Regions from separate parts of the Mus musculus genome. Here all the other regions are linked to region 1. A link is a loop called in an ENCODE intact Hi-C map of the cell type or tissue named here. Cell type or tissue: heart. All regions are shown on one strand.

Region 1 (5,000 bases):
TTTTGGTCATCTATTGTTGGATGTGGGACCAGGCTTTAAGAGTGGTTTGTGTCCCCAGTGAGACGCTGTTGGAAAAAACTGTTTTGTTTTTTTTTTTTTCATTTGCAAGCAGTTATCAATTAGATATGGCTTCTGAATTAGAGATGAGGGCTCGTGTCCACTTCTTTCAGCACTGGGATCATATCTGGTGCAGACCCACAGAGGCCCTGTGCATGCTGCCACAGTCTCTGTGAGCTCTTGTGTGTATCGGCCCTGCTGTTTTTAGAAAGCCTTGTTTCCTTAGTGTCTGCCACCCAGTCTGTATCTTACAATTTTTCTGCCTCCTCTTTCAAAGGATTCTCTTGAGTCCCGAGGGAAAGGAATTCATGCAGGCATCCCATTTAGGACTGAGTGCTCCAAGATCTCTCACTCTCTGTCCGTTGTCCAGCTGTGTGTCTCAGTATGTTTCCAGCCACTGCAGGAGGAAGCCTCTGTGTTAATGTGTTAAGCTTAAGACATCGATCTATGACTAGAGCAGAATGTTGTTAGGAGTAACACTTTATTAGTTCATTCCTTTAGCAGAGCAGGAGTATTCGATTTTTCCCTAGGTCCCTGGCCTATCTTGTCTCTGGTTCTTGACCATCAGAACACTATCAGGGATATAGTTCATCTCATGGAGTGGGCCTTTACTCAAATCAGATATTGGCTGGTTACGCCCACAAGCTTTGTGCCACTATTGCCCTAGCACATCTTACAAGCAGGTCATTATTGTAGATTCAAGGACTTTGTAGCTTGATGGGTAGTTACCTTTCTCCTTCGGTAGTGTGCTGAGCACCCTCAAGTATCCAGAACAGTAGTCTATAGGGTGATGGCTGTATGTAGGCATCAACTCTACTTCTCTGTGTTCAGTGAGTTGTGTGGTTGTTGTCTCCAGGAATAGGGCTTTACTATCAGTTTAAGGACAACAGCCAAAAGCTTTGGCAACAGCCTGGGTTGGTTGGGAGTTCCAATGGGATGCCTTTGGCCAACGACTCAATTAGATATAACCCATTACCAGCACAAGAAGCTCATTTGGTGACCAGAAATGTCCAGTTGGGGTTCCATCTCCCATTATTTGATCATTTCATTTAGATTTAGGACACTTCTATTGTGTTAGTTTCCCCATGACCCCTCAAATGGCTCTTAGTGCTATCAGTCTCTTCCCATATTCTTTCCCTTACTTCTTCTTTCCTCCTGTCCCCATTTTATCCTCCTGTTCCTGCCTCCCCTGTCCACTTATACTTACCTGTTTTATTTCTCCTTCCTAGGGACATCCCTCCCTCCCTCCCTGCTAGTCCCTTACTCTCTGCCAAACCTCTGTGGTTATCTGGATGGTAGCCTGCTTATTAAAGACTCAACAGCTAACATCACAAATAAACAAGCGTATGCCAAAGTTGTCTTTCTAGGTCTAGGTTACTTCATTCAGGATGATGTTTTTATTTCCTAATTTCATGACTTTATTTCTCTAATGGCTGAATGCATTCCATTATGTAAACTTATCACATTTAAAAATATATATTCATCCATTGGTGGACATCCAGGCTGTTTCCAATTTCTGGTTATTATGAATAGAGCAGCAATGAACATGGTTGAGCAAGTAATGTATAGTATAGTACCGTATAGTATGATATAGAATAGTACCGTATAGTATGGTATAGAATAGTATGGTATGGTAGCATGAAGTAGCCTTTAGGTAGATGTCCAAGAGTGGTATAGTTGGATCTTAGGTAGATCAGTCCCCATCTCCCTGAGGGTCACCACACTGATTTCCATAGTAGCTGTGCAAGTGTGCACTCCCACCAGCAGTGGAGGACTGACCCCTCCCTCCATGTCCTCACCAGCATCTGCTGTCACTTGTTTTATTGAACTTGATCATTGTGACTGGTATAAGATGAAATTTCAAAGTTGATTTGCATTTCTCTGATGACTAACAATACTGAACATTAAAGTACTTCTCAGCCATTTGTATTTCCTCTTTTGAGAATTTTCTGCTCATATATGTACCCCATTTTTAATTGGGTTGCTTGTTTTCTTGATGTCCAGTTTTTTCATTCTTTATACATTTTAGAGATATTAGCACTCTATTGTTGGTAAAAAAAAAATCTTTTCCCATTCTGTAGTCTATTACTTTGTCTGAGTTATGATGTCCCCTGCCACACAGTAGCTTTTCATGAGGTTCTATTTGTGAATTATGTTCTCAGTGTCTATGCTAATGGTGTTCAGTTCAGAATGTCTTCTTCTGTGTCAATGAGTTCAAAACTATTTTCTACTTTTTCTTCTATCAGGTTCAGTGTATCTGATTTTATGTTGAGGTCTTTGCTTCATATGGAGTTTGGGCAGTGTTGTAAATATAGATCTATGTGGATTCTTCTACGTGCAGACAGCCAGTTTGACCAGTACCATTTGTTGAAGAAGCTGGGCTTTTTGTTTGTTTGTTTGTTTGGGCTTTTTTGTTTTGTTTTCCTCCCAGTGTGTGGTTTGACCCATGGGAATTGATGTTCTTCCAGAAAGAGATGACAGAGAAACAAAGATCGGGGACAAAGGCATGAGAGGGGAAGAGGAGCCTCTAGCTAGGACATCAGATAGGAAATGCGCAGACGGAGCGGGAAGGTTCTGTGTGTGCTCCAGCTGCTGGAACCCTGCAACAGTCAGTCAGGGCTGGAAGCTCGGCACTAAGAACAGTACACACGGCTTCACGACACTAGGTGGCGCTGCGTACCGGCTCATGAGTAATAGTCACTGGTTTTCTTTTCAAAAGCGAAGTCCCAGTGAACAGGCTCTGCTGAGTGGAGAAACTGCCAGAGGGGCTGTGACTGGCTCCCGCGCACACCAGTGCTGATGCAAAGTTAGGCTCCTAACTCCTGTTCTTGGCTTTCAAAGAATCTAGATAAATGGCTAGCAGAATCCTGAGTCAGAAGGCAGCCTGAAGGATGCTGAGGCCCAGACCGCCAGCCCCAATCGGTTTTCAGTGTGGCCCAACAAGAAGTCAGATTTCTTGCATCCCCCTTCCCAGGACACTCAACGCCCAGGTCCCCATGGCTTCTTCTATCCGCAGTCACATTGTTGGTTTTTAACGATGGGTCAAGGGAATCTTCCACTAGTATTCCCCTGGGAGTCCAACTGCCTTTTGCCCTGACAATGATCTCAGTTTGGCCTGCAAAGTTTCAGCTGAGGTCATGCCTGAGCCTACATTTGTCAGTTTGGTTTGGTAAGATAAAGTGAGCCATGCCATGCTGTGCTTTGAGAAAGTATATCCTGTTGTGAGTTGACAGTGTGTGTCACTTCCTTCCCTCAGCAAGCTCACTCTGTCTGCACTGAGTTCCAGCCTCTTGCCTCCTGCCTCCTGTTGATCACCCCCTGGCCTGGGCTCAGACTTGCTGAAAATGGCGTTTTGTCCCATGGTTAATAGCTTTGATGTCTGAAGCTACTGCTGGCTTCCAGCCATAAGGCCTGACCCTGCGTCCAAAAGCTTTTATTAAAAGAAGAAATGGGATGGGAAAAAAACTGGTAGTGTGCTTGCTCTTTGAGTGTGAGGCTGGGAGTTCAGATCCCAGAACCCATGTAAATGCCAGATGGGCAATCCCAGCGTTGGGAAGGCAGACAGGGGTGCCCAGAGCAAGCCTGAAAGCTAGACTAACCAGTATTGGTGAGTTCTGGGGTCAACTGGGAGATGCTAACTCAGTGAGTTAAGTGATTAACTCGGAGATCAAGTGAGACTTAATGTCAATCTCAGGTGCACAAGTGTGCACACATGTACCAGCACACACACACGTACACACACACATACACACATACACACACACACACACACACACACACACACACACCCCAATCTACCTTAAACCTGCTTACTGCAGCTTTACATGTGAGTGTGTATGAGAGAGAGAGAGAGGGAGAGGGAGAGGGAGAGAGAAAGAGACAGAGACAGAGATAGAGGGGGACAATGCAGGAAGGATACAATGCATAGGCAGGTAGTTTTTCCTCTAAAGTCAGAGTTCCTGTGGGTGGCCCATCTTTCCTCCAGCATGGAATTTTCCTAGAGGAACCCTGATGCCGACGTCCTCATTACACTACCTTTGCTTAATTACGTTCCCCCTTCTAGATGGAAACTCTGGTACAAAGGGTCTGAGCCGGTGTTTTTGCCGCCTAGGGATTTGGCTGGCAGAGGACTGCAGGCACTGATGGTGGTTATTCTAATGGAGCAGGGCCGTATTTTTGAGAGCCCTACTGGGCACTAGGATACAGTCATGAGTACCTTCTGGAACTGTGTTTTGTTTGCACAAAATGGCATTAGCAGTGGAACGGCCTGTCAGGAGAGTCAGCCGGAGCCACAGAGATGGGTACCCTGGGGAGGGGCCTCCACTCGGTGTCAGGGCCACAGTCCCAGACCTGGAGGATTTAGTGTGTGTGTGAAAATGAAGCCATCATCAGTTCAATTTCAGTTCCCAGTTTTGGAAAACTTGAGGGTGCATTTTCCATGACGGATCACCTAGGGCCTTTATTCTACCTCAGTCAGAGCAAAGCCAAGTAGGGAAAAATGGACTCTTGAGTCAGCTGATGCTACATGGAAGGCCCTGCAAGGCGCAGGATGGTGATTCCTTAGATATGCTGACTTTGCATTGTGGCTTCTAGGACTAGTATTTAAACAAAACAAAACAAAACAAAACAAAACAAACATTTTTTCTCTCTCTCTCTTTGCTTACAATCATTTCCATCAATGCATGCTGGTGGAAGGTTTTGACTGCATGGTGGAGTAGCTTTTAAGCTACTGGGATGTTAATTTTTCCACTAAGGAATTTACCTAACTATTTCTGTATTCACACAGAGACACAACAAGTAAATAAATCCAAATAAGTGGGTTTCCCCCTTAACTCATTGAAATAAAGAATACTTACAGTGTGTCACCTTTCAGCAGCAGTCAAGACTGGACAACAAAAAGGGCAGCTCTCTGTCTCTGTAGGAAACTGGGACTCTGACAAAGA
Region 2 (5,000 bases), 260 kb after region 1:
TACCATCCCGATTTTGCACCCTAGGGGGAACAACAACAAATGGTTGAGTTGTGTGGTCAGGTAAACTGACAGCAGTCCACAAAGAACAAAGCTGTGCAGAGCTGGGAGACTCCCAGGGTCAAGGCCACTGTGAACACAGAGGCAGCTCTGCAGCTGTGGCTCACTCTTATCAACATGGTCGGTCACCTTTCTCTGGCTAAGCTAATGTCAACAGACACGTTATCTAACTCAAAGGTGTGTGTGTGTGTGGTCTCTTCCCCCAGCATGGAGTCAGTAATGCTAAACAAGTTACTTAGCTGTCTTGTTAATTTTTGAAAATGCAATGAAATATACATAAAACTTAACATGTTAACCATGTTTAAGAGCGCAGTTCAATGGTACGAAGTACACAACACTGAGCCGAGCGCTGGTGGCAAAGGCCTTTCATCTCAGCATTAAGGAGGCAAAGGCAGGCAGACATCTGGGAGTTCCAGGACAGCCAGAGCTACACAGAGAAACCTTGACTCGAAAAAACAACAAACCAACCAAAAAAAGCCCCAAACCCCCACAACACATACCCTCTCTTTCACAAACTAAAAGGAACTGCCTTTCCACTCTAACACCTGGTTTCTATCAGGCATCTGCTATGTCACCTACATATCACATTTTACCTTTTCTTTCTCCTGCCACTGCCCTAGGTCAGTTCTCCCATCATGTTTTGTCCTTCCTTCCTCTTCCTGTCCACCCTCCAACAGCTGTCAGATCTATTCTGAAGTGAAAATGTAGCCAAGCAAATATCACCCTCACAACCTTCCTAGGAGTCTGCTCTTGGAAAAAGGATACTTTCTATAACCCACAACAGTAGTTCTCTGTCTTCCTAATGCTGCAACCTGCATAATACAGTTGCTTATGTTGTGGTGACCCCCAACTTAAAATTATGTCATCACTACTTTATAACTATAGTTCTGCTTCTTTTATGAATTGCAATGCAAGTGTTTGATATTTGACCCACAAAGAGCTCGGAACTCACAGGTTGAGAACTGCCGTCCTACAAAAGTTTCCCTTGATGAGACAGTGCTGAAAGTTTGGGATCTGGCACTAAACAATTAATGCTCCTTTTAGTCAAGTTAGAACTGGTAGCCTTCCATCTCCTTCGGAGTAAAGGCTATGCCCTTAAAATGACATGGGGGTTGGGGGTGGGGGTTCCTGGTCTCTACCTCACTTTATTCCAGTCACCTTGGCCCCTTGCTGTTCCTAAAAACCACAGGCGGTGAAGGACTTAAATATTCATAGTGCCACTGAATATTCACAAAAGCTCAAAAACATATGAAAAGATGTGTGCATTCTTCAAATCATTGCAAGTCAAAACCACAGTGAGATACCATAACCCATCAGTGTATGATCAAAACAAACACACAAACCAAACACACAGCTAGAAAGGACTTGGAGAAGAGGGAGTCTTTATGTATGATTGATGGGAACATACGATGGTGCTGAAATTATGAAAAACTGAATTAACTTCCTCAAAAGGTTAAAAATGGCATTAATGTCTAAACCAGGAATTCTGAGTCTGGGTGTGTACACACTTTAATAGAAGCCTCATTCACAATTGCCAAAAATTGGAAATAGCCCAAATGTCCATCAGCAGATGAGCTGATGAATCGGCATGTACGCGCGCGCGCACACACACACACATCTATCTATCTATCTATCTATCTATCTATCTATATCATGTTCTATTTACTTAACCCTAAAAAGGAAGGAAGTTCTGATCTATTTATCTATCTATCTATCTATCTATCTATCTATATCATGTTCTATTTACTTAACCCTAAAAAGGAAGGAAGTTCTGATCTATTTATCTATAATTTTGAGGACAGTATGCTAAATGCATTGGCCAGTTACAAGAAGTCGGGGCTGACTGACTCCTTTTACTTGAATAGGGGCCTGAACAGTCAGAATAACTGAAATAGAAAGTAGACAGGTGGTTACCATGCGGCAGGGGCAGGGAAATGAAGACTGACTGATTACATATGGAGATTGCAATGGCAAGATGTGTCCTAGAGGGGGTAGTGCTGATGTTACCAGTGTGGTCTACCTTTTTGTTTGTTTGTTTTTTTATTTTTCGAGACGGGTTTTCTGTGTCCACGAAGCTCTGGAACTGACTCTGTAAGACCAGATTGGCCTCGAACCCACAGAGATCCTCCTGCCTCTGTCTCCTGAATGCTGGGAGGGTTTGTTTTGTTTTGTTTGTTTTTTCAAGACAGGGTTTCTCTGTGTAGTCCTGGCTGTCCTGGAACTCACTCTGTAGACCAGGCTGGCCTCGAACTCAGAAATTCGCCTGCCTCTGCCTCCCAAGTGCTGGGATTAAAGGCGTGCGCCACCACTGCCCGGCAATGCTGGGAGTTTTTAATGCATGTTGAGTTATTAATGGGAGTCTAAGAAGCGTGTATGCTATCGTGATCAAAAAGCATTAGAGAAGAGTCCCCAGGACTTCATAGCCAGGGTCTTGATCCAAGATTTAAAAGTTCATCATCGCTTGGACCAGAGGAGACTAATTAGGAAGTTGATAAGCGTGTGATGTAATGTGATTATAAATGACATAAAACTAGTTGATTAATGAGGAAGATGAACAGATGAAAATGCAGCAAGCGCATTCCTTCCCATTACCAGCAAGCAAGCACTAGGCAGCCAGCCCCCCACCCCCCACCCCGACCCCGCCGCCCCCGGACTGGCTCGGCTCAAAGCCTTCTGGGAATCGTAGTTCCCAGCTCCAACTTCCACAACCCTGTTCTACACGCATCCCACTAACTCCTTACTTGAGCTCTTCGGCCGAATACATTCCGAAGGAAATGCCCTGAAGCCGCCTCCATGGTGTGTGCTTGGAGGCCAGCATCTTCCGAGTCAGTTTTGAGGTCCGTCACTACGAGAGAAGTTCCAGTCAGCCGCAGAGAACGCCACTTGAGTCTTGTAGCGCAGAGCCACCATGTGTTTTTCCACTGCGCTTGCGTGCGAGAACCGCGGCTTGGCAAATTGGCTTGGACGAGTTCATTTTTGCTTTCGGGGTGGGTAAGGAGTGGAAGAAAACTGTCTCAAAACCCTCCTTCAGTTTAAAAGCAAAATTACACAGGAGACTTTAGAACAGCATTTCAAGTAAGTTTATTCGAGGTGAACGATGTGTACTGAGCGTTCCGCTGCTAGTCTAGCCAAACAGGACCTTGTGACCACCCGTTTGGAGATGAGACGTTCCACGCCAGCCCCGCCCCTCGACCCTGGAGGCGGAGGTCGTTCCCGACGTGCTCCGCGAAGAGTCCAAAGATGGCGGCGGCGGCGGTTGCAGCTCGCCGCCTGTCCTTTCGCAGCGGGCTTGTCTTGCTGCAGACCACTCGGGGGACGGGTGTGTGTGAACCGAAGGTCTGTTGCAGGTAAGAAGACCCAGAGTCATTTTGGTCTTGCATTTCCCTGAGAGTCGTGAAAGTAGGTAAGATGCAAAGGCATTTGTATGGTCGAGGCCCGGCCCTCTCAAGGGTAACACGAGGTAGCGTCGTATTTAGTGATCTTTAGATCTGCGAGTTCGGGAATTCTTTCGGAAAATTTTTATTGGTTGGTTGCAATACTATGTATAGCCAAAATTACCCTTTAAACTAGGGCCCTGTTCTCGTGAAGTTTACATTTCCGTGAGTGCCGCTACAAGCCCCTACACAAATTTCTTTATCACCCCCCCCCCTTATTCATTTTAACCCTGCAAAAAAGAAAGGGCAAAGTAACAGATCTTTCACAAATAAAGGGCAGGCTAATATTACCAGTATGGACTGAACGTTATGAGAACCTTCAGCTAAGAATAAGCTAAGACTTTAGTAAAAGCAGAAAGCCTTAAAACGTCTGACCCCATTCTTTCCATCTGGTGGTGTTGCAAATACTTATGTAATTTCTTTGTACATCCTTCATGCAGTGGCCTGGTGGAAATAGGAGGTGGTTTTAAGTCAGTTGTAGAGTGGATAATTAGCTCATACGATGTCTTTGGACCAATACAAAAAAATAAATAAAACTGGGTTACAAGTTTACACTACATCTAAATGCCTCTATAAATGTGGCTCAGAATGTGTGCATGCGGGTGGAGCTGAGTCAGCAGAGCTAGCGGTAGGAGCTGAGCTGAGGCCATCAGGGAGCAGTGCTAACAGTGGGATTTTTGTTGTTTTGTTTTTAATGCAGATTTTATGCTGGAACTGAATCCCTCCCAAAGGTTGAAGGATCAGATATAACAGGTATTTTTAAAACTATGGAAATAGAAGTTTTTAAAAATGAAAAGACATTGTATTTCTTTGTGTTGTTAGAAAATTGTTTATTTTTATTTTTTTTTCTACATAAGGGATTGAAGAAATAGTCATTCCAAAAAAGAAAACATGGTGAGTATTTTGCTATTCACTTACCAGGTGATTGGGTATTTACTGTAAATAAAACATAAGGATTTAAATAGTGCCTAGCACATAGACAAATACCATGTTAGCTGTTATTTTTTAAGTCTTGTTATATAATTTTATGTGTAAACTATACATTTAATTTATAAGTGAACTATTAGGTGTACTTTTGTTTCATTTGGAGTGGCTATTTGATATCATTGTATAAATATGATTAGATTCATTTGTTTCCCTGCATAAGAATAGGAACAGTGGCTGACCATGGTACCATACTCCTTTAGTCTCAGGAGGCAGAGGCACAGGGATCTCTGCATAGTAGGACTAGTGTACCTACTGAGTTCATACAGTAATGCCCTGTCTTTAGAAACAAGAATAGGGATGAGAGAGCACTGGAGCTAAGAGTAGGGACTGGGTTACCTGTGAATACAGCATTCCAGCGTACGCCCCTTTGCACACCTCTATATCCAGAAAAACGACAAGAAATGCAACAGGAAGAGTATTTACAATGTGCTACAATCTAGTTGTCACCTGCCTGTGTTGTATCTTATAGTCCTATATGTATGCAATTTTACCCGTATAGATAGACAGAATTTAGGTATATAT
Region 3 (5,000 bases), 67 kb after region 1:
CTACTGTGTGGGCTCTGGAGACTGAATTCAGGTCACTAGGCAGCATGCACCTTAGCCCACTGAGCCATCTCACTGGCTTCGTGTGTGTGTGTGTGTGTGTGTGTGTGTGTGTGTGTGTGTGTATCTATCATGACAGCATCTCCTATACCCCAGCTGACTTTTAACTTGCTCTATAGCAGCAGCTGATCTTGGACTCCCAATCCTCCTATCCCCCTGCCTCTATCTCCCAAGTGCTGAAATGAACAAACGTGCTCCAAGTACCTACACAACATTTAAAGAGGAACAAACCTCATCTGGTGTTCAGGTAAGTTAATACCGATTGATGGAGCCTCTCACTTCATTTTTCCCCCTGCTCCTTCACACACCCCACTAATTCCCTCTATGGGAGTGCTCCTGGGTTTCTCTCCCGGGAGAGCTCTAATGCCACCATCCATATTTATGGCTTCCTCCCACACCCCCTCTGCTAACACCTGCCACCCACGCTGATCCAGTCCTTGCTTCTCCATCCTCCGCTGTTATTGTATATATATATATATATATATATATATATATATATATATATATATATATATATATTATATATTCCCAGTTGTTTCTATGCCAAGCCTTCCCAGCCAGACTGGAATGAAGAGCATGCTCTTGGAGGGTGACGGCTGTTCTCTTGGTTCCATAAGCAGAGCAGAATAAAGTCCTCCTCTAAAGCTAGATAGACGTGGAGGGTGACTCTTTCTCCTCCCCACATGTCTTGGTTAGGGTTTCTACTGCTGTAACACCATGACCCAAAGCAACTGGGAGAAAAAAAAGGGTTTAATTTCAGCTTACAATTCCACGTTGCAGTCCATCACTGAGGGAAGTTAGGACAGAAACTGATACACTGCAGGAATCTAGAGGCAGGAGCTGATGCTGAGAGTATGGAAGAACACTGCTTACTGACTTGGTCCCCAGAGATTGCTAAACCTTCTTTCTCATACAACTCAGGACCACTAGCCCACAATGAGCTGGGCCCTCCCCACTTAAGAAACTGTCTCCCAGGCTTGCCTCCAGGACAATCTGGTAAGGGCATTTTTTTTCAAATGATGCTTTCTTTTCTCAAATAATTCCAAGTTACATCAAGTTGACATTAAAAACTACCCAGCACACCATTAATCTGCCAAGAGACAGCTGCTAATTCTCTACTACTTTGCAAGCCCAGTAAGGGAGCAAGAGGTGGAGGAGGCAAGCCAACGACAGGTGTGTTTCTTGATTACCTCCCTGTCCAGTCACCCATTTGACTTGTTTTGATGACATGGGGCAGTGACCAGTGTATGTCAAGCTGAATGCATTTGCAGAATCATCATAAATGTGTGCTTTTAGAATTTCCTGCCAGCCCCCAGCATGCCATTTTCCAGAAGCCTTGTCACACCTCCTCTTACTCTGTTTAAGCCAGGCATGTTGGCACAAGTCTGTGATCCCAGCACTTGGATCAGTGGTTCAAGGCCAGCTTCGGATGCACCAGTGAATTCAAAGCCAGCCTGAACAGCATGCTATCCCCGACTCAAAAACCCAAACCAACCAACCAACCAACGGACCGACCAACCAACAAAACAGCCACCCAAACCTCCAATCATCTCAATTTCTTTTCAAGTCTCAAAGAAAACACTATCAGCCTGATAGCCACAGCACCGACCACATAGCAGACATGAGTGTCAGGAGATGCAGCACTCTGACTACAGTGCTCTGGAAGCTCATATTAATATTCTCTTGACCAAAAACTTGGAAATCAGACAATTCCTAGCCCTGCAACCAGCAATGTGAGAAACCATTCTGAGCTGTCAGGATATGGAATTACACAAAAGAAACCAAAACCTACTTTTCTGGTCCTTTCTTTCAGCAGACAAATCCCTCTTCTCAGGCCCAGCATTTGCGTAGGGCTGCAGGTAGAAGAGGATTTACAGTCATAAACCAAGGGAAGGCTTGGCTAGACACCAGAGGGCAGAGATGAGTGTGAGTCTCCTTCCTTTGTAAGTCTAAAACCCAGCACAGCTCTTGGCTGAAGGAACCTGAAACCCATCGGTCCCAGAAAAAGCACAACACATAAAAATGCCTCTTCCTCCTTTTAAGTACATCTACTTACATTTACACCTAATTTTGCAAAGGCAAAATTCATATATGTGAATTAAGACTGAATTACTGGGGGGAAAGGTATAAAAATTTCATTTCCAAGTCAGCTAGTGATTCTACAGAGTTCTCGCCAATTGACATATTTATTCTAAATGGTTAAAACCACAAACTCATTGTGGAAGAGACCCAAGCCAACAGCAAGTTAAGTCTTCCAGTACAGACCTGGAGAGCAAGCTCCCCACAGGAGGATATCAGTGTCTGCCAAGGTCATCCAGCTGATGTGCAGTAGGGACAAGAGCTTTCATTTACTGGGGTCCTACCAATTGTTCTCTAACACCCTCTCCGCAAAACAAACAAATAAAACAGCGCACAAAGAACGCGTCCCCTCGTCAGGACACAGCTTAAAATTTCCAAGAAACCAAAACGGTCTCCCAATGTGTCTCCTCCGCAGGACTGGCCGCAGAGAGGGGGCAGGGAAGGTCACCAGTGAATTTCTGCCAGCAGAAAGCTACCCACTTTCACACTGCACGTCTACCCACATGGATGCACCAGGAGGGTTCAGGCGCCACTAGTTACCCTGTACAAGGTTCCCCAAAGCAGTCAAGGGAGACACTGAGTCTATTCGACTCTGCCGGCTCAGAAGGTTCCAGCAATGAATTAAAATCCCAGAACCAAGCGACGTGAAGAGGGCCACTCTGGCTGGACCTGCCACGCGGGGCAGGTCATCCTTACCCGCAGCGCCGCGTCCACACCTGCGCAGGCTGCGCCGGGGGCGCCCATGTAGGCAGCCAGGGGCCGCGACCCTCCGCCCGTGTCCCCTAGCAGGCGCGTCCGGCGTCGCAGGGCTGGGGAGGAGCCGCTGGGCCTGGGGTATCGCAAAGGCGGATCGCCGCTATCTGGGCTCCCCGGTGTCCGCTCTGCCGACTGGGGGCTGCGCCACGTACCTCGGCAGGCAGGTGCCGCTGCTTGGCTTCGCAGCTTCTGGGGCCTCCGCGCCGCGCCGCCCACCGCCTCTGTGTGCATGCTAGGGAGGGAGCGCTGGCAAGCCGCCAGCCCGGGGCCCCGCGCCCCAGCCAGCCCCCGGCGCCGCGCTCGCGCCAATTCAGCCCCGGACAGTCCGCTCCCCCGCGCGGATGCTGAGGGGGGTGGGGGTAGGCGGGGGCGGGGTCGCGCGTCACGAGGATAAGGGAGACCAATCAGAGTGCGCCGAGGCCCCGCCTGCGAGCGGACTGTCCCCCCGCCCCCTCCGACTGCTAGTGCGAGGGGGAGCGGGACAACTCCAGCCGAGAAGTAGGTGGGGCGCCAGGCAGCCTAGGATGAGGGTGCCCCGCGCTCGGGGATCTCTTCAACTCTCCCCAGGCTTGCGCGTGATTAGATAGTGGAAGGCGTTCCGGAGAACCTAAGGTGGCTCTGGACCGGTTAAAGGCTTTGACTGAGCATCCAATTAGGAGTCGGAGCTGGGGAACTAAGGGGCTTGACGTAGTCACGTGCTTTATTCGCCAGCTGCCCACTGGTCTTCAGGTAATTACTGGTCCTGGGTTCCTGAGACCCAAGAGACAAATACCAGGACAAGCTAAATCAGCGGTTCTCAACCTGGGGGTCGCCTAATACCAATGGAAGACACGTTTATTTACATTTACGATTCACAACAGTAGTGGAATTACAGTTATGAAGTATCAACGAAAATACTTTTTATGGTCAGGGGTTACCACCACAACTTGAGGAAGTGTATTAAAGGGTCGCAGCATTAGGAAGGTTGAGAACGATTAGGCTACACGGTTGTTACTGTGCTAGTTACCAAAGCCAACCAACTTGTTTTAACAGGAGAAGGAACTGAGGTCTGTGTGGGACTGAGGGTGAGTAGCTTTGAAGTCATTTGGAGGCCGAAGCAGGAACAGAACCTGGGCTTGGAGCGCTCAAATCTTATTTGTCTGAAAGCTAGAGAGGCCCTGGCCTCTCACACCTTATTTTGGAAAGGAAATGCCATACGATTTTTAAAAACACATTTAATAAATCCCAAAATTGGTGCATTAAAAAGGCCTAAAACCGGACTGGATCTCCCTTTTAGGATATTTTTCCCCATGATCTTCTAGAAAAGCCGACAAGAAAGGGATCCAAAGCGCAGAGTAAATGATATAATGTAGCCAAGTTCTTCTGAGGATGCAGACCCTTTGTTACTGCATGTGTGTGTGGGAAATCCCCTAGTGCCATAGTCTTTGTTATATTGGAATAGCTTGCCTTCGACCTCAAGAACATTTAACCACAAAGGGGCATTCTGATAGTCAGGAGGCACGCTTTCCAAGATAACAGCTCCAGTTTTCTTGGTGACTGCATAGCAAACTCCTTTTTGGGTCTGCTCAAGGTCCCGTGCTAGATCTGTGTATCAGCTGAGAAAATTGAAGCTTTGTAGTGGAAGCTTGTCAGCCTGTACAAACAGGAAGAGGCCCTGGGCTAGCTTTTAGAACTCCCTTCTCCAGCCCCAATCAAGCATGGCTATCCATCTTTTACCGAACAATAACCCTCTCATTTTGAGAAGGAAGATCCTAGACCCTGAGCCAAGAGCCGTTATCAGTTTTCCTTTTTACAGCAGCTTGCTCTCTTTGCTCTTTCTCCAGGGTGGAGAGTAGAACATGGTCGCCTGGGAACTGGGGGATGCTCTCTGGGTAGTCAATGCCAAGAATAAAGACATAGGAAAGAACGGAGTAGGTGGATTCTACTTTCATGGCTATCCAAAACAACAAATCTGTATGATTTTAAAGCGAGGACACTGGAAATAGTCTAGAAAGGGAAAAAAAGATGGAAGAAAGCCTGACATGTGGCTAAAGCCAGTGGGTTGGCCAAGGCTGGTCAGACACTAGCTAGCTGCCTGGAATGACTATAGCAGGAAAAAGATTGCAGAG
Region 4 (5,000 bases), 240 kb after region 1:
GAGCATTAGAGTCTCTCCTCAGGATACAAGCTATTAGCAAATAAACCCAGATCTTAAAAAGAAAAGATCAGAATGCTATGGAGGTACAAGGCAAAGCTGGGGACACTCCAGGCACTGAGGTCAGAGCCTGGATGGCTTCTACCTTCTGCCTACCAGGCCTTTCCTCCCAGAGATTCAAACTTAAGGATATTATGACTGGCTTTCCTTGGTATATATTTCAGCTTTTGGATGCGAAGACCTCTGGTTCCCGGGAGGCAATGAACCCAGGAACTGTGCTCTCTGCCTGTTCTTGACACATCAGGCCCAGGAAGCCAAACTGTGCCCAAGACTCAGAACACTTTAGCTCTGCTTATTACCAGCTGCCCCAAGAGAGGCAGGGTGGCGTGTAAGGAAATGAAACTCTGCACAGAGGGAATTAAACCGTCCTCGAATTATTGACCTCGAGGCCCATTAAGGAGGAAGTCGGCTAGAGAGTGCTGCTAATGAGCACCAAGGCTTTAACTGGCGGGGAAGTGAGAAAAGGAAGCTGGCTCGCCAAGGAGCGCTAATGGGTGACCAGGCAAGCCACTCACCCCTGGAACTGGGAGAGACAGATGATACACACTCGCTGTCCTTCTGAGGGCTCTCTCCCATCTCCACTGCCAGACACTCAAGTCGGACTGACATCCCTGCCCTCCTCTTCTCCCGTCATGGACTCAGTTGGACAAGAAAGGTTTAAAGACTAGGTTAAGGTGCTCTGGGGCAAAAGTCTTCTAGGATGGCAAAACCATTTTGTACCTCAAGTTCCTTCCACATGTGAAGCAGTGGAAGCTGTCCCCATTGGAGCCATGTTGATCTACCATCAACTCTGTCCCCAGCCCTTGATGGCACACCTATCTCCCAGCCACCAGTAGCAAAATGAGGCCTGCCCACAAACACGTACCATGGGGATTCCGATCTCATTGGTGTTGATGTACATGTCTGGGCAGATGACCGAGCGGGCTGCGTAGTCAACTCGCTTTCCCATCATGTGCTTCCGGAACAGGCCTTCCTTCTTCTCTAGGATCTACACAGAGCAAAAAAGTGCCAGAATATTAAATAGTTCAGTCATGTCTACTGTCTTCTTGCTTCTGAAACAGTGAGTATAATGTGCACTTATTTCTACACATGCAGACGCGAGCCGGGGATGCAGACCAGTTGTTAGCTGCTGACCCTCACCAACATGTGATCGGAATCCAATTCACTGCTCACCTGTCTTATGCCAGGGTACTTTTCCAACATCAATTTGTCCATCTCACTGTCAAACACAATATTGACGTGGCTCTGAAGGCGAATCCAAATGTTGTAAAGTTTATCTGTGAGAGACGGGCCTGGAAGCAAACCCAGGAAGGATCGGTCGATAGCCACTGAGGAGTCATTTTCCTGGGAAGATAAAGGCAGGAAAATAGGAGTGATTGAAAAAACACTTGGTTACTCAACCTAGCCCTTAATGAGAAACAAAAAGGGGAGCAGGAAGGGGGCTGGAGAGATGGTTCAGAGGTTAACAGCACTGACTGCTCTTCCAGAGGTCCTGAGTTCAAATCCCAGCAATCACATGGTGACTCATCTGTAATGGGATCCAATGCCCTCTTATGGTGTGACTGGAGACAGCTACACCATATTCATATAAATTAAATCTTTATATTAAAAAAAGAAAAGAAGCCCTGGAAGCTGACAGATGGTACTGTACTTGTTAGTGTGTATCAGTAGTACACATCAGCTCCAGCCCCTCTATGAATGTATCAGCTTGTCTCTTTTAGTTATAAAATGAACTCAAAATTCATCAGCACAGCAGCATTGCATATATCTATAATTATCAGCCACTTGAGAAGTAGAGGTAGGAGAGCAAAATCTGGTCTCAAAATCAAAACTACACTAAGATTTAAAAAATAACGTAAGCAGGTTCTATCTTAAGCTTCTTAATGTCTAGTCCACCCAAACCAAGGGGGTCTTAGCAGCCCTTCCCGTGGGCACTCTGTTGCTGAGGGTCCCACCAGACAACAGTTTCATATGGAACTGCTACTTCAGTTACAGGGTTAGGAAAACATTAGTGAATTCATAAAAGTGCGGTGGAGGGCTTGCCTAGCTTGCTGGAAGCCCTGGCTCCATCTCCAGCAGCACAGAAACTGGCAGCGATGGGGCACACAGTAAGCCCAGCACTTGGAAGGTGGCAGCAGGGCATCAGAAGTTTAAGGGCAGCCCTGGCTATATGGTAACTTAAAGGCCAGCATGGGCTACATACATGAGACCCTGTCTCCAAATAATAATAATAATAATAATAATAATAATAATAATAACAATAACAATAATAATAATAACAGCCACCACCACCAAATAACATTACTATTATTTTAATGCAGGTAGAATAATTTCTTAAGAAAAATGTTTGCCATATAATACTGTATGTCACCAGTTATAATGTGAGTCCCCAAGTGGGTTAGACTAAGCTAACTGGCTCATCCTCAAGCTTAAATATTTATCTAATCATGTAAAAATATTTCTATCCCTAATCCTGACTCTTCTTCTTACCTACCCAGGGAAGAGAAACACAGAGGTCCTTAGAGCACCACCTACTGGCCCCATCTGGCTACAAACAGTGTGTGAAGGCAGATGACAATGCCACAGTGATAATCTGGGTTTGTCCCCATTACCAGGGAATAAAGGAGTCATCTTGGAGGGTACATATAGTTCTGCAGACAACATTACAGTCCTTTCACCACCTGCATGATGGCAGAGGCCTGTCTAGTCAAACTCACTGCTTATAGTCACATGATTGCTGTTGAAATGAACAAGACCTTGTCCCCTGGCTTCTGGTATGTCCCTAGTCCCTAGGGGACAGCTCCTGAGAGATCAGTGCCATGGGAATACAATGATGAACACAAATAGGAAAAAAACAAGAATATGTCTAATTAATTAAAGGGAAATTAGCCGAGGGATCAAGACAGTATTGTTTGTTTTTTTTTTTTCCCCCTAGAGATAGAGCCCTGTTACTATTGACAAAAGCTAGTCTCTACTCTTAAGGGTCACTAAAATAAAATTCTCATTCCTACTCATTGGATTTGATTATCCTATGGTCTTCAGTCTTCCACACTGGACCAGGACCTGCAGATGGCAACTCTTTCTTATGCTGTTAAAAGCACATCCACACTGACTCATCAGTAAAGTTCAGTAGAACCAGACAAAGGGTCAAGAAGTCATCCAAAGCTATGTGCCCAGGAGACAATGGTGTCACCCTGGGACAACCCTGGCTTATAGCAGCACTGTCTGAGCAAATGACATGGAATATGAGAGGTCTGTCTCTCCAAAGCTAGAAAAAGCCATTCTATTTACATCCTGACCACAGTTCAGGGATGGAGTGACCTTGGCAAGTCACTTTGAATACCCAATTTAGCTTTAATTTACAGAGTTTGATGTAAGACCTGGAAAGGGCTAGGTAACTGTCAGTGGGGATGGTCTTATTCTAGAAAATCCCATTCTACATCGTCTTCCTGGCTCCATTGCTAAAGACCTTTCTGAGCCAACACACACATCCTTAGAGCCGGAGGGAAGATGACTACTGAGACCTCCAAGAACAGCCTGGGTGTGAAACCTCACCATAAATGTCATACACTGTATAGTGAAGATGCGTCCAAGAAATCAAAGTGACTAAAACCACTGGCATGATCTTTGGATATTGAACCCAAACAATACCTACATTTATCTATAATCAGGCCTGCACTTGTCCTAACAAGTCACACTGCCAACCAGGGGTGCTGCCCACTGCAGGTAGCATCTTGCAGCAGCCACAACATCTGTGTCCACACAGTTAGAACCAAGTGTGTAGTTCTTACCAAACCTGTCCTTAACCAAGACATTGTATCAACACCGAGGCAGCTCTGACCTTGTCTATGGTGAGTTCTGTCATCTCACAGGGCAGTTTCTGTTCTTGGGCCATCAACGCCAGAAGTTTCCGGATCAAAACTGCATCCTTCATGACAGCTTGCAAGTTTACTGTCTGGCCATTAGTGAACATCTGGTCACCCAGGCGATTGACGGGACGGTACCTACAGGGTGGCATACAGGCTTCATGAATGTTTTTCAGCCTCCTAACTATTTACTGAAAGAAGCACAGCTCAGTCCACTAGAAACAACCACCTATGTCTAGGACAACCAAATGACAGAGAATGCTCAGGCCACTACCTGCAACCTTGGTTTGACAGCTGTTTGATTTCTCAGTGGCCCAACCCTTCCAGGCCCTCCTACGTGACCCTGCTCAATTCCTCAGCCCACCCTTTTCATGCAGAGTAAGTTAAAAGGAGTTACCTGGATGGCGGTACGACTATGAAGTCTAGAAAGAACATACTGGGGTTGAAACTGGACTCTGGGCCAATATCATCCAATCCCGAAAAAAGATAATTCAGAAAGAATCCTGTGTTGAAATAAAGTAACCAACAAGACCATTTAAGCCATTTATGCATAAAAACATAAAAATGTTACTAAGAAAAAAAAAACAAATCAAAACAGGATATGGGATGCTATGCAGAATAAGAAAATACTTCTTATAAAAACAAACAAAGTCAGCCTGGGCATAGGACAGCTTGTATGCAGTAAGATAAGATGAAGATGCTGAGGGCCAACGGTACTTCAGTAAGGAAATGAGCTATGAAGAAACAGGAAGCTTAAGTCACCCTCCCTCCTAGGTGTGGAATCTTACATACATAACAAAATGTTTGCAAGCAGGGGCGTGGTGGCACAGCCTGTAATCCCAGCAGAGGCAGAGGCAGGCGGATTTCTGAGTTCAAGGCCAGACTGGTCTATAAACTGAGTTCCAGGACAGCCAGGGCTACACAGAGAAACCCTGTCTCGAAAAACAAAAAACAAACAAAAAAAATGTTTGCTATTTTGGACTCTGAACAAAATTAATCAAAATAAAAAAAAAAAATCAAGTCAAATAAAGTTTAGTCTCTTAAAAACAAAAGATAATGGAACATCCTTTCTCTATA
Region 5 (5,000 bases), 300 kb after region 1:
TGTAGGCACTAGGTAAGCACAGAGTATACACCCATATATGCAGTAAGCATTTATATAGAGAAAATAAAAAATCTTTTAAAAATGAGACATTTTTGTATTGCAACCCACACATATTTTCAGATCTACATACCTGACCATGAACACAGCATGGCTGATGTAAAACGAACTGGTTCTGTAATTTATAACTAACAAAAAGCCTATTTCACCCAAGCTAGGTACCACTTTATTCTTATCTTCAGAGTGCACAGGAAGGAGAAAGGCTAAGGAAGGATGTGGTGCAGCTGTACAGGACAGGCAACATGTGTGAGGCCCCGGGGAGGAAGGAGCGGAAGCCCGAGCACAGGTCCTCACCTGTTCAAATTCATACTTCAGTTCCTGTTCCTGCACCTTGAGGACATCTCGTAAATGATCAGTGTGGGCAGCTGCCTGCCGTCGAAGTTGGGTCCGCATTTCATTCTCCATGGCATCTCTGACTTCTTCTACCTGTGAAACCAAGCGCAGCAATGGGCAGCTCTCAAACGTCCATATGCACGTTTAGGGAACGGGAGAGACTAGTCAGGAAGCTAACAGTAGCAGCAGCTCAACTCCACTGATGTGCCAGGCATGTCTATACGATTATCTCATGCTTTCCAAGAGCCACAAAGCCAAACACCCAAAAGCAACTGAAACAAGGTCACATAGCTACACAGAAATCCTACTTCAAACATGGGTCTCTCTGGCCTCCAAACTTGTGCTTCCTTCCATCATGCTGCCATGTGGCCCCCAACACAGAAACAAACACCATTATTTGCTGAATCACACATAACACAGGAAGTAACTTATTCCAAAATGTAGAGCAAAGAAACCTAGCTAGTTCTAAGCTGGGTGCAAACCCTGTTTAACCATAACTGCTCATGTTCATGTTCCCACCTTTTTGCATGGTGACAGTGCCAACTTAAGAGAAATCAATGTGAAAATTAGTACCCAAAAGGTACACTTGAACACATTTCTTTGAAACCAGCAGCTTATTTTCACATGAGTTTAAGTTTAACATGGGCCAGTCAAAACAAGTTAGGAAATGCTCCGTCCTGCTTCACTCAGCAATTAACCACGGGTATACTAGACATCAACATAAACTACCTTGAACACAAACTCATCTTTTCTCAGATTTAGAACAATGAGTCCATTTAAGACCAGCCCCGTGCTGGACAGAACCTACTATCTTCTTGGATACATGACTGCTCAGACAATGCACACACAGATCCTTGAAGCAGGAACACTTGTTTCCAAGAGTGAATGTGAGCAGGATGCCCACCCTAAATACCTAACTCCCACTTTCACTGAAAACAGCAATATAGCAGAAACTGACCCATACATGCTGCTTAAAACTGAAAGAGGGGTGTTGCTGAGACAGTGATGTCCAAGTGTAGAACTAAGGTTTAAGGAGAAGAGCCAGGTTGGAAGCACACAGCACAAACATCCCAGTGAAAAATACAAAAAGACACTGCACAGAGAAGAAAAACAAAAACAAAAGCTAAACAAGATTCAATAAATAAATAAACGACAAACTTACAGAAGGCAAGTATAACATTAAGAGTCTTTGGGCGTTGTTTAAGAATCTGGACTAATGCTCTTATACTGAAAACCCAGAACTCAGGATAAGGTAGCACTATAACCGTTTGTTCCTATCAGTCACAGCTAAGTAACAAGGTGCCATTTTTAAATAAACAAAAGTCGAGGAGACTGCTGGGAGTTCTAAGCCAGCCTGGTTACACAGCAAGAACCTGAGAAACTATTGGATTAAGATAGGCAAAAAAAAGAAAAGAAAAAAAAAAAAACAGGAATTAACTGTGGATGCAGACTGAATGTAAGAGTCTCTGATAAAAAAAATAGCCACCAAAAGCTCTCTCCATCAGCCAAGCAAGATGCCCAAAGGAAAGAAGACCAAGGGGAAGAAGGTGGCCTCAGCTCTTACTGGCAAGAAACAGGAGGCCAAAAAGGGGGTCAATCCTTTGTTTGAGGAAAGGCCCAAGAACTTCGGCATTGGGCAGGACATCCAGCCCCAAAGAGATCTAACACACTTCATCAAATGGCCCCACTTCATCAGGCTGCAGCAGCAAAGAGCCATCCTCTATAAGCGGTCCAAAGTACCTCCTGCCATTAACCAGTTCACCCAGGCCCTGGACAGGCAGACAGCTACTCAGCTGCTTAAGCTTGCCCACAAGTAGAGGTCAGAGACAAAGCAAGAGAAGAAGCAAAGGCCTGTGCTGAGAAGAAAGCTGCTGGCAAAAGGGGATGTCCCGACTAAGAGACCACCTGTCCTCAAGAGCAGGAGTCAACCCAGTCACCACCTTGGTGGAGAATAAGAAGGCTCAGCTGGTGGTGATTGCCCATGACGTAGACCCCAATGAGCTGGTGGTTTTCCTGCCTGCCCTGTGTCGAAAGATGGGGGCGCCCTACTGCATCATCAAGGGAAAGGCCAGGCTGGGGTGCCTGGTCCACAGGAAGACATGCACCACTGTTGCCTTTACACAGGTTAACTCGGAAGACAAGGGTGCTCTGGCTAAGCTGGTGGAAGCTATTAGGACCAATTTTAATGACAGATATGATGAGATCCATCGCCACTGGGGAGGCAACGTCCTGGGTCCTAAGTCTGAGGCTCGCTTTGCCAAGCTGGAAAAGGCAAAAGGCTAAAGAACTCACCACTAAATTTGGTTAAATGCACACTAAGTTTTCTGTATATAAATATAATTACAAAATTATCAAAACCAAAAACATAGCCACGCCAATAGACAAACAAACAAACAAATGGTGAACAGAGGTATCTCTTTTCCTTTGAATAATCACACCTTCAATTGCCAGAGGTCCTGAGTTCAATACCCAGCAACCAATTGGTAGTTTATGACCTTCTATAATGAGATCTGGTGCCCTCTTCTGGTCTCAGGCATACATGCAGGCAGAACACTGACATAATAAATAAATAAATAAATCTTTAAAAAAGAAAAAAAAAAAACCCTAAAACACCACTCTAATGATAGCTTGGCACAAATTATATTTACCACTAGCAGGCAGTGACAGAACAAACAAGGTTAACTTCAAATGTCAGGTCATTCTCTTCCTCCACTACCTTTCTGTCCTGCTCAGCCTGAATTTCACTTCTGTGGTGCTCCAATGCTTTTGCCACTGCAGAGTCAAAGGTCCGCTTTTCTTCTAGCTTGTGCTTTTCCAAGGCTAGCTCAATGTGCTGCTTCTCTGTGGCTTTCTGTTGTGCTAGCTCTCTGTTGAGCTGATCAATGCGACGATGGGCATGAGCAATGAGTGAGTTCAGGTCATCAGTAGAGAGTTTGCCAGCTAAACAGGTAACATCAAAGTGTTAGTGCTGTCACTGAAAATATACTGCAGAAAGAAGCTAACACAAAATTCAAATCCTCCAGTCAAAGTAGCAATTAAAAACTACTATCCAGCAACTAAAGCACTATCAATTCTAAGCAAAATAATGGGTGAGTCTATAATAAAATGATAATAATAATAATAATAATAATAATAAGTGTGAGGCAGCATACACTGCTCTTTCTAAGAACTCCAAATCAGTGTAATCTGAACTCATCATGTCCTGGCTTTCTAATTTACTAACTTTACTTCTAAAAAGACAGCTTGTAGACACAATCACTACTATATGCCATTTTATGTAGAACTATGATTAGCCCTAACAAATATTCAGAAGGAAACCAACTCCCACAAATTCTCCTGTGAGCCACAAGTACACTGACAGACACACTCCCTACCCCTCCCCCCCAAAACAAGCACACACACACACACACACATACAGACACACACAAGTATTTTTATTTTCTGTATATGGGTGTTTTGCCTGTATATCTGTCTGTGCATCATATGTGTGTCTACTGTTGTAAATGGCCAGAGAAGAGGCACCAGATCCCTTGAAACTGGAGTTACAGATGGTTGTAAGCCTCCGAGTGAGTGCTGAGAAATGAGCCAGCTGTCCTCTGGATAGCTCTTAACCACTGAGCTATCTCTCCATCTGTTTGTTCCTTTCCTTGAATGCACACTACCTAGAATAGTAATCTGTGATCAATGATACCCAATGGGATCACTCATGCTCCTTTTTAATACTCATGCCCAAACACTCAGTTATGCACACATACACTCACTCATTGCGATTTGTTGGTTTGTTTGTTTTAGAAGGGGAAGTAATTTCACACTCCACAGTATTCCAACATTTACTAGAGATTAAGAATGAAGGAAGGGGGCTGGAGAGGTGGCTCAGCAATTACAAGCACTGACTTTTCTTCTGAAGGTCCTGAGTTCAAATCCCAGCAACCACATGGTGGCTCTGTAATGAGATCCATCTGTAATGAGATCGGATGCCCTCTTCTGGTGTGCCTGAAAACAGCTACAGTGTACTTACATTAACTAAATAAATAAATAAATAAATAAATCTTTTTAAAAAAATGAAGGAAGGTTCCTGCCATAAAATACAAATATGGGCAATTCTGTATGATAAATGATCAATTCATCAAAAAACAAGTGAAAAGCAAAATATATAAGCAAGCAAACACTGAGACTCATTGAGTAATTTCAATGTGTGGGACATCTCTGAATCCTGGTTTGAATTAAAACCGTAATTAAAAATACTATAAGTAAAAAGTCTTAAGCACTGTATATTTAACAGCATTAGAGAATTATGAAACCTTAAGCATAATAATAGTATTCCGATTGTCTTTCTAAAAAAACACTCAAAATATTTAAAAGGAAAAAGATATATTTGGAGTCTGCTTTGACATGAAAGCTATGAACAGATGAGACAAAACTGGGCATTGTTTTGATAACTGATAAAGTTGGGTAAAATATCCATGGGAGTTATTTGTATTTTTTTTTTTTTTTTGCTTTTTAATGTTTGAAGCTCTTTGAAATAACAAGTAAAACAAAGACCTTATTGTATATAAACAGACACATACCTCACATTTAAAGCCTTACACTTAACACAATTATTCTTGATT

The links. A loop is a pair of places that touch in the nucleus more often than their neighbours do. Peaks named below come from ENCODE experiments on the same cell type or tissue, not always from the same donor. Only the 100,000 strongest peaks of a DNase experiment are listed, where the experiment ranks them.
Region 2: it touches region 1 in a loop (3-fold over the local background); 2 of 42 quality-filtered maps call a loop at or near these places.
Region 3: it touches region 1 in a loop (8-fold over the local background); 12 of 42 quality-filtered maps call a loop at or near these places.
Region 4: a loop joins it to region 1, with 7 times the contacts of the local background. A loop is called at or near these places in 35 of 42 quality-filtered maps.
Region 5: a loop joins it to region 1, with 7 times the contacts of the local background. A loop is called at or near these places in 15 of 42 quality-filtered maps.

The regions. Positions count from the first base shown.
Region 1 is chr6:72,162,807-72,167,806 of GRCm38, reverse strand. It overlaps Gm38832 (a long non-coding RNA gene), which reads right to left. Exons shown (of 2, transcript XR_869176.3): 1 at 4,914-5,000; 2 at 1-454. Among named protein-coding and RNA genes, the nearest start is that of Gm38832, 3.4 kb to the right of the region's middle. In heart, a CTCF peak has its summit at 2,716 (motif pointing right); DNase peaks (open chromatin) are centred at 2,746 and 3,356; H3K4me3 peaks cover 324 bases; H3K27ac peaks cover 1,230 bases.
Region 2 is chr6:71,907,038-71,912,037 of GRCm38, reverse strand. It overlaps Ptcd3 (pentatricopeptide repeat domain 3), which reads left to right and starts at 3,276. Exons shown (of 24, transcript NM_027275.3): 1 at 3,276-3,404; 2 at 4,192-4,244; 3 at 4,349-4,385. The coding sequence starts at 3,298. Polr1a (polymerase (RNA) I polypeptide A) reads right to left here and starts at 2,985. Exons shown (of 34, transcript NM_009088.3): 1 at 2,799-2,985. The coding sequence starts at 2,875. In heart, a CTCF peak has its summit at 2,034; DNase peaks (open chromatin) are centred at 2,967 and 3,277; H3K4me3 peaks cover 2,956 bases; H3K27ac peaks cover 2,904 bases.
Region 3 is chr6:72,095,827-72,100,826 of GRCm38, reverse strand. St3gal5 (ST3 beta-galactoside alpha-2,3-sialyltransferase 5) reads right to left here and starts at 3,219. Exons shown (of 7, transcript NM_001035228.2): 1 at 3,045-3,219. The coding sequence starts at 3,123. In heart, CTCF peaks have their summits at 1,968 (motif pointing right), 2,863 and 3,064; a DNase peak (open chromatin) is centred at 3,306; H3K4me3 peaks cover 3,116 bases; H3K27ac peaks cover 4,026 bases.
Region 4 is chr6:71,925,710-71,930,709 of GRCm38, reverse strand. Polr1a (polymerase (RNA) I polypeptide A) reads right to left here. Exons shown (of 34, transcript NM_009088.3): 8 at 4,321-4,426; 9 at 3,899-4,061; 10 at 1,231-1,401; 11 at 923-1,045. Among named protein-coding and RNA genes, the nearest start is that of Polr1a, 19 kb to the right of the region's middle. In heart, a CTCF peak has its summit at 2,581 (motif pointing left); a DNase peak (open chromatin) is centred at 489.
Region 5 is chr6:71,866,910-71,871,909 of GRCm38, reverse strand. It overlaps Immt (inner membrane protein, mitochondrial), which reads right to left. Exons shown (of 15, transcript NM_001253681.1): 12 at 3,107-3,330; 13 at 352-483. It also overlaps the pseudogene Gm17825. Among named protein-coding and RNA genes, the nearest start is that of Snord94, 13 kb to the left of the region's middle. In heart, a CTCF peak has its summit at 2,915 (motif pointing left); no DNase peak of the experiment used is centred here.